2 separate regions of the Homo sapiens genome follow, and region 2 is linked to region 1. Evidence: read pairs that join two places in POLR2A ChIA-PET (ENCODE). Cell type or tissue: K562. All regions are shown on one strand. Region 1 overlaps CYTH3 (cytohesin 3). Region 2 holds the start of PMS2 (PMS1 homolog 2, mismatch repair system component).

Region 1 (5,000 bases):
GGGATTACAGGCGTGAGCCACCGCGCCTGGCCCCCTCTGTGGTATTGTGTTAGGAAGGCTCAAGTGGACTGACAAGTGCTATATTCAAGTCTACAAAACTTGTAGTTTTGTTGGCCCTTATTATAAATCTGACACACGGTATATATAAAACAGGAAGACAGTCAAGAGCCTGACAGAGAGGGCTTCATAGGCATGAAGAAAAGTTTACGCTCATGAAGCTGAAACCTGATGCACAGTAGTGGCATCACTTTATTTATTTACTTATTTTGAGAGACAGCCTCTTACTCTTGTCGCCCAGACTGGAGTGCAGTGATGCAATCTCAGCTCACTGCAACCTGACTCCCAGGTTCAAGCGATTCTCGCGCCTCAGCCTCCCGAGTAGCTGGGACTACAGGCACCCACCACCACGCCCAGCTAATTTTGTATTTTTAGTAGAGATGGAGTTTCACCATGTTGGCCAGGCTGGTCTCAAACTCCTGACCTCAGGTGATCTGCCCAACTGGGCCTCCTAAAGTGCTGGGATTATACGCGTAAGCCACCGCACCAGGACTCAGTAGCATCCCTTTAAAAAATAAGTATTTATTTGTATGTATTTCATGAGATTAGAATTTATCCATGAACTTACTGGTGTGCTGCCCTGTGCTGCACTACTTGGGTCCCCTTAAAACATAAGACCCAGTTCTGAGCACATCCACTTTCATAAAGAACCTGAGATGCTTCCAATGCTTATTACATCTGCTGATAAATCTAACTCCACAGTTCCAACTCCTTAAAGAAAAGCTGTTACCCAAAATATCAAATCATTTCCAAATTCACAAAATTGACAATTTTCATTCCATCTTGGAGATGATTTATGCCCCATAAGCAGAGAACCAGAAAGCAACAGGAAAGTTTTCACAGTGGCTAGAGTGTATGCATTAAACAAAAACCCTCCTCTGGGTGCAGATGTGCTGGGCCTTAAGAAAATCCAGACATGGCCTGGCGCAGTGGCTCATGCCTGTAATCCCAGCACTTTTGGGAGGCTGAGGTGGGCAGATCACCTGAGGTCAGGAGTTCGAGACCAGCCTGGCCAACGTGGTGAAACTGGGCCGGGTGCACTGGGCTCACGCCTGTAATCCCAGCACTTTGGGAGGCCAAGGTGGGCAGATCACAAGGTCAGGAGATCGAGACCATCCTAGCTAACACAGTGAAACCCCGTCTCTACTAAAAAAAAATACAAAAAATTAGCCGGGCATGGTGGCAGGCACCTGTAGTCCCAGCTACTCGGGAGGCTGAGGCAGGAGAATGGTGTGAACCCGGGAGGTGGAGCTTGCGGTGGGCCGAGATCGCACCACTGCACTCCAGCCTGGGCAACAGAGTTAGACTCTGTCTCAAAAAAAAAAAAAAAAATTATCTGGGTGCAGTGGCGCATACCTGCAGTCCCAGACCTGCAAACCGTGAGCAGGAAATAACGACATGCACTTCTGTAAATATCACCTGCAACTGCACCTGCACTTATGTGAGTTTACAGATCTTAGACCTTGTACAATGGAATTCTGCAATCAGATATTTATCGAAGGAACAAATAATTAACTCATTAGCACAGAGGCTCAATGCCAGAAAAGCAAGGGGAACGTTAGAAGTACAGACCGACTGGGCCAGGCACGGTGGCTCACGCACATAATCCCAGCACTTTGGGAGGCCGAGGCGGGCGGATCATGAGGTCAGGAGATCAAGACCATCCTGGCTAACACAGTGAAACCCCATCTCTACTAAAAATACAAAAAATTAGCCGGGCGTGGTGGCGGGCGCCTGTAGTCTCAGCTACCCGGGAGGCTGAGGCAGGAGAATGGCGTGAACCCGGGAGGCGGAGCTTGCAGTGAGCCAAGATCGTGCCACTGCACTCCAGCCTGGGTGACAGAGCAAGACTCTATCTCAAAAAAAAAAAAAAAAAAAAAAGTGCAGACCGACTGAAGACCACAGGAGTGGCGTGAACCAGCTCTGCAGCGAGACCTTCCCGTGGACACGCCGTTCCTCTCCTCAACCCTGAAGACTCAGGTCTACCCTTCTTTCTCAAAACCAAAATGTCCCCCAAAAAGCTTCACAGATTCTGCCAAATCCCTTAGCTCGGTCTCAAAAACAAGCAGCTACATGTTTCAGGTTTCACGGTTTTCGAGTGTCTCCCTAGAAAATCCAACTTGAGGAAAGAGAAAGATGCTGGCTTAAATGTGGAGGATCCCTTGTTTTTTCACAGACACCTGCTTTTTAAGGTGAATGGAGGAATAAAGTCCTCTTATGTGAACCACTTAACCCACCCAGATTATAAAGTCCGTAACCTCTGGACACCAGGGTTCCACTCCCACCCCTGCTCCTTCCTAGTCACGTGATTCCCTGACCCAGGTCAAGCGGGAAGATGCGAATATGAGCCTCGACAGCAAGGGCACTGCCTGGAGCCAAGCCCGGCCTGTGCTGAGTCGTCCAAGCCGTGCCTGTGAGGCTGCTTCCTCACCCAGCAGCTCACTCTGAAAGAAAGGCCTTTCTGCCCAGGGCACCAGCCCTACAAGGCACTTCTGCTTCACCCCACTCGCGAAAAGCCCCTTTTTGATAAAAATGTGCCTTCAACTCCCAGTCTTTTATGAGGTGACAGGGCGGACCACCTCTGACCTCTGTCCAAAAGGGAAACGGCAGTTCAAATCAATTAGTCCATCTCCTGCAGGCCAGAAAAGGGAGAGCATTCTCTTACCTTTTTGGGATCCATGTTGAATTTCTTTCTTCCCATGGCTATCTGTTTGTTCCTCTGAGTCGTTTTGCTATTGGTGTGAAATAATTTAAAAATCACTCATGCTGTTTTCACAATGCAGCCCAGTCACGGCCCTCCAGTGTACTTTCCCCCGCAACAACGGGCTCAAGGAAGCGAAGCACAGGCCCTCACGGAGGGGCCCCCAGTCTCCGCAGTGGCGGCAGGGGTGGTGCAGCCACCATTGCTGTTCACATTTGATAACTTGAGACACTTCAGAAAAAGCTAATGATGCAAACCAGTGATTTTAATAAAGCACAGTTCCTTATGACGCAGGCAGGTAATTTCTGTGCGGGTCAACCCTGAAGTGCCTGTGCTTATGCCTGAACCTATAAAGGCAGATGATGACTTACAGAGGAGGCAATGGGAGGTAACATCCAGGGAAACACCCCTGGACCCCTCCACGCAGAGTAGGGGGAGAGGAGAGGAATTAACAACTCCACAGGCTCCCCACATCCCAACCACTCTCACCCCACTTTCTGCAAGTTTGACTACAGGATGGAGGTAGAAAGAAAAGAGTAAATAGCTTAAAGGTGTAGCCACAAATTGTTACCTCTCCTCTACGGAAGTTAGATTGTCGATCTCTGTCATCACCTCTGCAATTTCATATTTCAGCCTCTGTCAAAAAAGAAGAATTTCGAGGTGGGGAGTGGGTCTTAACCTTCCTCCCCTGAGACTCAGAAATTTTAGTTCTCTTGTGACAAGCTTCCCTGCGGTCTCACCGGAGCATCACAGGGATGGAAAAACCAATACTATTATCAATACAGCTAGAGCTTCATAGTCAAAGCCACCACAACTTAGGAGAACACAAAATTCTTTGCTCACTTTTCATCAGATACCAGGTTCAGAGGGGTCCACTCTGCAGATCCTAGGGTATTTGTATATAAAATCAGGCAAGCACACTGGGGGGGGAATATCACAGCTGTGAAAAGATAAAACCAAGCCAGGAGCAGTGGCTCATGCCTGTAATCCCAGCATTTTGGGAGGTTGAAGCAGAGGGATCGCTTGAGATCAGGAGTTTGAGAACAGCCTGGGCAATGTAGCAAGGCCTCATTGCTACAAAAAAGAAAAACAGAAAAATTAGCTGAGTGTGGTGGTACATGCCTGTAGTCCTAGCTACTAGAGAGGCTGAGGAGGGAGGACTGCATGAACCCACGAGTTTGAGGCTGCAGTGAGCCATGATCACACCACTGTACTCCAGTCTGGGTGACAGAGCAAGACTTGGTCTCTTTTTTTAAAAAAAACAAAAAAACAAAAAAAAAAAGCCCAGCAAAAGGAAAGCCATGAGTCCTCAGTTCGCTTAACTGCACTATTCAGCCCTGCCATGCAAACAGTTGTCACCTGCCTCCTCCTTCAACACTGCCTGTGTTCCCAGGGAGAAGCTGAGGCTCGGGTGTGTTTAGATCGGTGGTCTCAGGCTGAAGCTCAGGTGTGTTTAGGTCAGTGGTCTCAGGATCACTTGTATCACCTTGAATGAGATGAAGCACCATGGACAGAGCCCGGGGGTGAACAGAACTGACTCAGGGCACTCAGAGAAGCCAAATGCATCCAAGGGGACAGACCCCCTTTCCCTTGATGTGACCCCTACTAATGAGACTGACCTCTGGAAGCCTCCAACTTCCCTGGGCCTCAGTGTGCTCACTGATAAAATGAAGTAGTTAGAGCTAGATTACGATTCCACATTTATCCAGCAGGCTGATTACTAAGGTCCAAATAATATACATCCTTATTCTTCAACCAGAGACCAATTCTGGGTTATCTGATTTTCCCAAGAATGAAGGGTAACCTTAGAAGAAAAATTTCCATGAATTACCTTTCAAATACAAAGACATTTTTATTCAGGACCCTATTATATGCCAAGACACTCGGACTTAAAACGCAAACTCCTAGAAAGGAGCTATTGTCTGGGACAAGGCCTGTCCTTGCCGTGGCCTGTGAAGCCACATTTATTTTGGCAATGACAATGACTAGAAAGCTTCTCAAAGAAGACCTCCATGTCTGATTGACTTTCCCAAGGAAGCCCCAAACGGAAGGAGCCAGGGCCGGCCCTCTGAATCACTTCTGTAACAATCACAGGCTCTCCCACGCCGAGACGGTGGCTTTATTCACATGCTTCTCCTGTGGGACCGCCCTCTACCCCATCCTCTGAGTAAAGTACACAAGTGTGGAAGAGCCCATGTTTGTGTGCCTGTGTTTTTATTTGTCTTTACTTTTTCTTTTTTTT
Region 2 (5,000 bases), 180 kb before region 1:
CTCCAAACTGAAGCTGCCAGCTGCTGTCTTAGCAAAGACCCTCAAAGCTCTTGCTGTACTAGCTTTAAGAGTTTTATAAAGGTTTTATCTCCCCTTATTCCCTGCTCCAATACATCCTCCACTCTATCACCAGAGCTATTTTTGAAATCACAAATCTGGTCAAATAATTTTTCTGCTTAAAAATTTACTAGTGCCCCACTTCCTACTATATGAAAGTTAAAATTTAGTCATCATTGGGGCCAAAACTACCTTCTTTTCAGAATCTCTCTAATCCTTTCCCTTCATCAAGTCCCCTACATTATTATTATTATTATTATTATTATTGTTATTATTGTTATTATTTGAGACAGAGTCTCACCCCGTTGCCTATGCTAGAGGGCAATGGCATGAGCTCAGCTCACTGCAACCTCCGCCTCCCAGGTTCAAGCGATTCTCCTATCTCAGCCTCCCAAGTAGCTGGGATTACAGGCGCCCACCATCACACCCAGCTAATTTTTGTGTTTTTAGAAGAGATAGGGTTTCACCATGTTGGCCAGGCTGGTCTCGAACTCCTGACCTCAGGTGATCCGCCTGCCTCGGCCTCCCAAAGTGCTAGGATTACAGGGGACCGCAACCAGCCATCCCCTATATTGTAGCACAGTGAACAACTGTCCTGAACATCACAAGCTCTTTGAGACACTACAGTGTATAAGCAGGTCTCTGTCTAAACCGCTCTCCTCTTCCTCCTCTGCCCAAACAATGTCTGCTCAAAGAATGTATCCCGTGTGTTCATTAACTTAGCAATTTCCAGCAAACAGTTTAATTGATAACTTGTTAAGAGAAGGCAGGAAACCTCCATGAAAGAGAAATCACTGGGTATTTCCTACAGCATTTAACACATCGTAGGCCTTTAATAAACCCTTCTGAAATAAACAAACCTCTTTACTCTTCATTCCACCTTGCTAAGAATCTCACCTAAGTCTGTCTACCATGTGAAACTGCAGATGACCTCACAGAAAATGGAAAGAAGTATCTCTAAAAATAAGTTTATTTGGCAGCACACTATAGGCTACAGGTCCACTTCTGATTTTTTTTTTTTTTTTTTTTTGAGACCGAGTCTTGCTGCGTTGCCCAGGCCGGACTGCAGTGGCACGATCTCAGCTCACTGCAACCTCCGCCTCCTGGGTTCCAGCGATTCTCCTGCCTCAGCCTCCAAAGTAGCTAGGATTACAGGCTCCCGCCATCATGCCCAGTTAATTTTTGTATTTTTAGTAGAAACGGATTTCACCATGTTGGCCAGGCTGGTCATGAACTCCTGACTTCATGATCCACCCGCCTTGGCCTCCCAAAGTGCTGGGATTATAGGCGTGAGTCACCGCTCTCGGCCCACTTCAGATATTTATTTTGAGGAGGGAGCGCATTTAGACACAGACCCCAAATTTATTTAAATGTCTCAATACATTTAAATGTAGTTACCTAAATATATCTAATATATTTAAATGCAGAGAGCAAATTTGCGTTTACAAATCTGACATGGAATGCAAATGTGCTAGCCAAGATTCGGTGTAGCTTACCAGCCAGAAATCACACATCCTAACAGGTAGAAACGTATTGCATTTTTAAAAACTGCGCAGCTATGCAAATAAGGATGTGTCTGGACGCTCTACCGTCCCCAAAATAACCTTAATTTTTTAAAAAGGCCAGGCACGGTGCATCATGCCTTTAATTCCAGCACTTTGAGGGGCCAAGGCGGGCGGATTGCTTGAGCTCAGGCGTTCGAGACCAGCCTGGGCAACGCAGCGAAATCCCCGTCTCTACAAAAAAAAATTAAAAATAAAATACTATAAAAATAAAAATAAAAGGGGAGAGAGAACAGGTAGAAAGGAAATGCATTCAGTCTATGGGGATTTCACGCTCCCGCTTCAAGTCCACGGCCCTGTGATGGGATGTGGGCAAGGCCTGTCTGGGACAGGCCGAACCCAACTCCTCACAGGGCCGAATCCTTTGCCCGCAGCCCAGGACCCCGAAGGAGCTTGCCTCGGCCTCAAGGCGCACCCAAGGGGCACGAGATCGCTGCAACACTGAGGTCGCCACTCCGGGGCCTCCAGGGGGCTGCCTCGCCACGCGCCTCGGCCATGTTCCCCCCATTTCCAGGGAGGTTGGAATGCCGTGGGTCTCAAAGAGGGCGCGCGAGAGGGGACACCGGAAGACTGCGAGCCCCGCTCACCTCGAGCTCTCAGCTCGCTCCATGGATGCAACACCCGATCCGCCTCGGGGACTGGGAAAGTTCCCTCCAGGGCTCCCACAGGCGCTCCGCCTCCTGAACTCCCATTGGCTGCTTTCGACGTTGTGCTCCACCCTTTCCGGGCGGGGCGGCAAAAATACTTCCCGTCTCTCCTTTTCGCCTATTGGCTCTGTCAAAGGTCGACTTCGTGACGTCAAAGAGCCTGGGCCAATCAGAGCACACCGGACTGCGTTTTCCCGAACGCCCGCAGCAGGGTCAGAAGGGAGGTGGCCGGTCTCCGTCGTGACCTCTGACGGTTTCTGAGCGTTGGCCTTTGGCACGCGCTACCCCCTTTTGCTTTGGTTCTGCCATGCCGATGTACCAGGTAAAGCCCTATCACGGGGGCGGCGCGCCTCTCCGTGTGGAGCTTCCCACCTGCATGTACCGGCTCCCCAACGTGCACGGCAGGAGCTACGGCCCAGCGCCGGGCGCTGGCCACGTGCAGGTAGGAGCGCGGGGCCCCCCGCCCAGTGCGCACGCGCGGCGACCGGCTGCTGGCCCGGGTCCCCCCAGGCCGGAGCGAGCGCGTCCCAACCGGTTCACGGCCCCACCCCGGCATCTGTGCCGGCCGGCCAGGGACTCACTCAGACTTTTATGTTTTAAAAGATTTATCCAGGCCGGGCGCCGTGGCTCACGCCTGTAATCCCAGCACTTTGGGAGGCCGAGGCGGGCGGATCACCTGAGGTCAGGAGTTCGAGACTAGCCTGGCCAACATGGTAAAACCTCGTCTCTACTAAAAATACAGAAATTGGCCGGGTGTGGTGAGGCGCCTGTAATCCCAGCTACTCGGGAGGCTGAGGCAGGAGAATCGTTTGAACCCTGGAGGCGGAGTTTGCAGTGAGCTGAGATCGAGCCATTGCACTCGAGCCTGGGCAACAAGAGCTAAACTCTATCTCAAAAAAAAAAAAAAAAAAAAAAAAAATATATATATATATATATGTATGTATCTTTCCAGGTCGGGCGCGGTGGTTCACGCCTGGAGTCTCAGCGCTTTGGGAGACTGAGGCGGGAGGATCAATTGAATCCCAAGAGTTTGAGACCACTCTCAGCAACATAGCGAGACCCTTGTCTCTATTTTTTAAATGTTTTAATTAAAATACAAATCTGTCCATATTTTTTCTTTTTTTAATATATGGTTGCTTAAACATTTTGGTTCAGAGATTCTACCCTCTGAAAAGTGAATAGCACATAAATGCTCATTTTGAGGAATTACAAAGCGAACCCCAGGGTCACCATGGCCCAGGTTGACACACATTGTCACCACTCCATTCTTTCCACTTAAACCTTCCCTCTCCACCCCCAACCCCAGGTCCTGATTTTTATGGTAATTATGTCTTGCTTGTCTCTATTATTTTGTCAACTATTTATCCCTAAACAATATAGTCTGGTTTTTTGTTTTTTTTTTTGTTTTTTTCAGATGGAGTCTCACTCTATCACCCAGGCTGGAGTGCAGTGGTGTGATTTTAGCTCACTGCAACCTCTGCCTCCCAGGTTGAAGCAATTCTCTGCCTCAGCCTCCTGAGTAGCTGAGATTACAGGCGCTGTCCACTGGACCCGGCTAATTTTTCTATTTTTGGTAGAGACGGGGTTTCACCATGTTGGCCAGGCTGATCTCGAACTCCTGACCTCAAGAGATCCACCCGCCTCGACCTCCCAAAGTGTTGGGATTACAGGTGTGAGCCACCGTGCCCGGCCCCTAAACAATAGTCTTCATATAGGTAAGCATACAGCGTATAGTCTGATGTGTCTGGGTGTTTTTTTTTTTTTAATGTAGAGATGAGGTCTTACCACATCTCTACATAAAAGGTGGTTATGGAGACCCAAGGTGGTCTCAATCTCCTGGCCACAGGCGATCCTCTAACCCCAGCCTCCCAAAGTGCTGGGATTACAAACATGAGCCACTGGGTCCCAGCCCTGGCTTCTTTTTCGTAGATATTATTTTAGGAGTCATTTTATTGTAATATCAGAAGTATTCATCATCTCTGTACTATACCGTTCTATTGCATGACTCTCCACCATATACTTATCCATCCTGCTTGCTCAGGGACACTGGATTGTTTTCCATTTTAACTTGCTATGAACAGTCCTGCAGTGAATACTCTTATACAGAGGAGCAGGCATGGGGTATGTACTAATGAATGGGACTGCTGGCTCAGCGGCCCGCCTGGCTTTCCACTCTATTAAATTGTTTTCCAAAGTTATACTGGTTTATGCGCTCGCTCACCGCTCACCAGCAGGGTAGAAGAATTCCTGATGTTTGCACCCTGCCCAAAGCTGGTGGGTGTAGCGTGGTATCCTAAGGTAGTTTTAGTTTGGATTTCTCCAGACTTCTCTAACTTGAGGACCTTTTCATATTCACTGGCCGCTGTGATTGTGCTTTTGTAATGTACCTGCTCAAGTCTTTCACTCTTTTCTCATTGCAAACGTACATCCTAGGTTTCCAGCAGGAGAAACAGGCCTGTCCATTTCTGACACAAGATGGGTGAATCGGTAACTTTTCTGGTCTGTTTTCCCACTGCTTGTTATCCTTCTGTTTTCTTTAATGGCTTTCTGCCTAGATCAGGAGGGACAGACTTTCTTTTGAAACCCAATAACACAACTGTTATTTCAGTACAGAGCTAAGACAGAAATAGCAGACATAGTTCAATGGTCCCTGCACCTAGAGAGTGCCGTGGAAACAGGGCCCAGTCACCCTCCAACTGCACAGTCCCATGAAGCCAAAAAGACAATCCAGGTT

The links. Peaks named below come from ENCODE experiments on the same cell type or tissue, not always from the same donor. Only the 100,000 strongest peaks of a DNase experiment are listed, where the experiment ranks them.
Region 2: POLR2A ChIA-PET joins it to region 1 with 5 read pairs; 2 of 35 experiments call an interaction of 5 or more read pairs at or near these places.

Annotation. Positions count from the first base shown.
Region 1 is chr7:6,184,328-6,189,327 of GRCh38, forward strand. It overlaps CYTH3 (cytohesin 3), which reads right to left. Exons shown (of 13, transcript NM_004227.4): 3 at 3,330-3,394; 4 at 2,723-2,789. Among named protein-coding and RNA genes, the nearest start is that of USP42, 82 kb to the left of the region's middle. In K562, no CTCF peak of the experiment used is centred here; no DNase peak of the experiment used is centred here.
Region 2 is chr7:6,006,791-6,011,790 of GRCh38, forward strand. It overlaps PMS2 (PMS1 homolog 2, mismatch repair system component), which reads right to left and starts at 2,259. Exons shown (of 15, transcript NM_000535.7): 1 at 2,207-2,259. The coding sequence starts at 2,229. AIMP2 (aminoacyl tRNA synthetase complex interacting multifunctional protein 2) reads left to right here and starts at 2,482. Exons shown (of 4, transcript NM_006303.4): 1 at 2,482-2,708. The coding sequence starts at 2,574. RefSeq lists enhancers at 682-1,373, 2,061-2,160 and a silencer at 2,691-2,850. In K562, a CTCF peak has its summit at 2,092 (motif pointing right); DNase peaks (open chromatin) are centred at 2,351 and 2,741; H3K4me3 peaks cover 3,020 bases.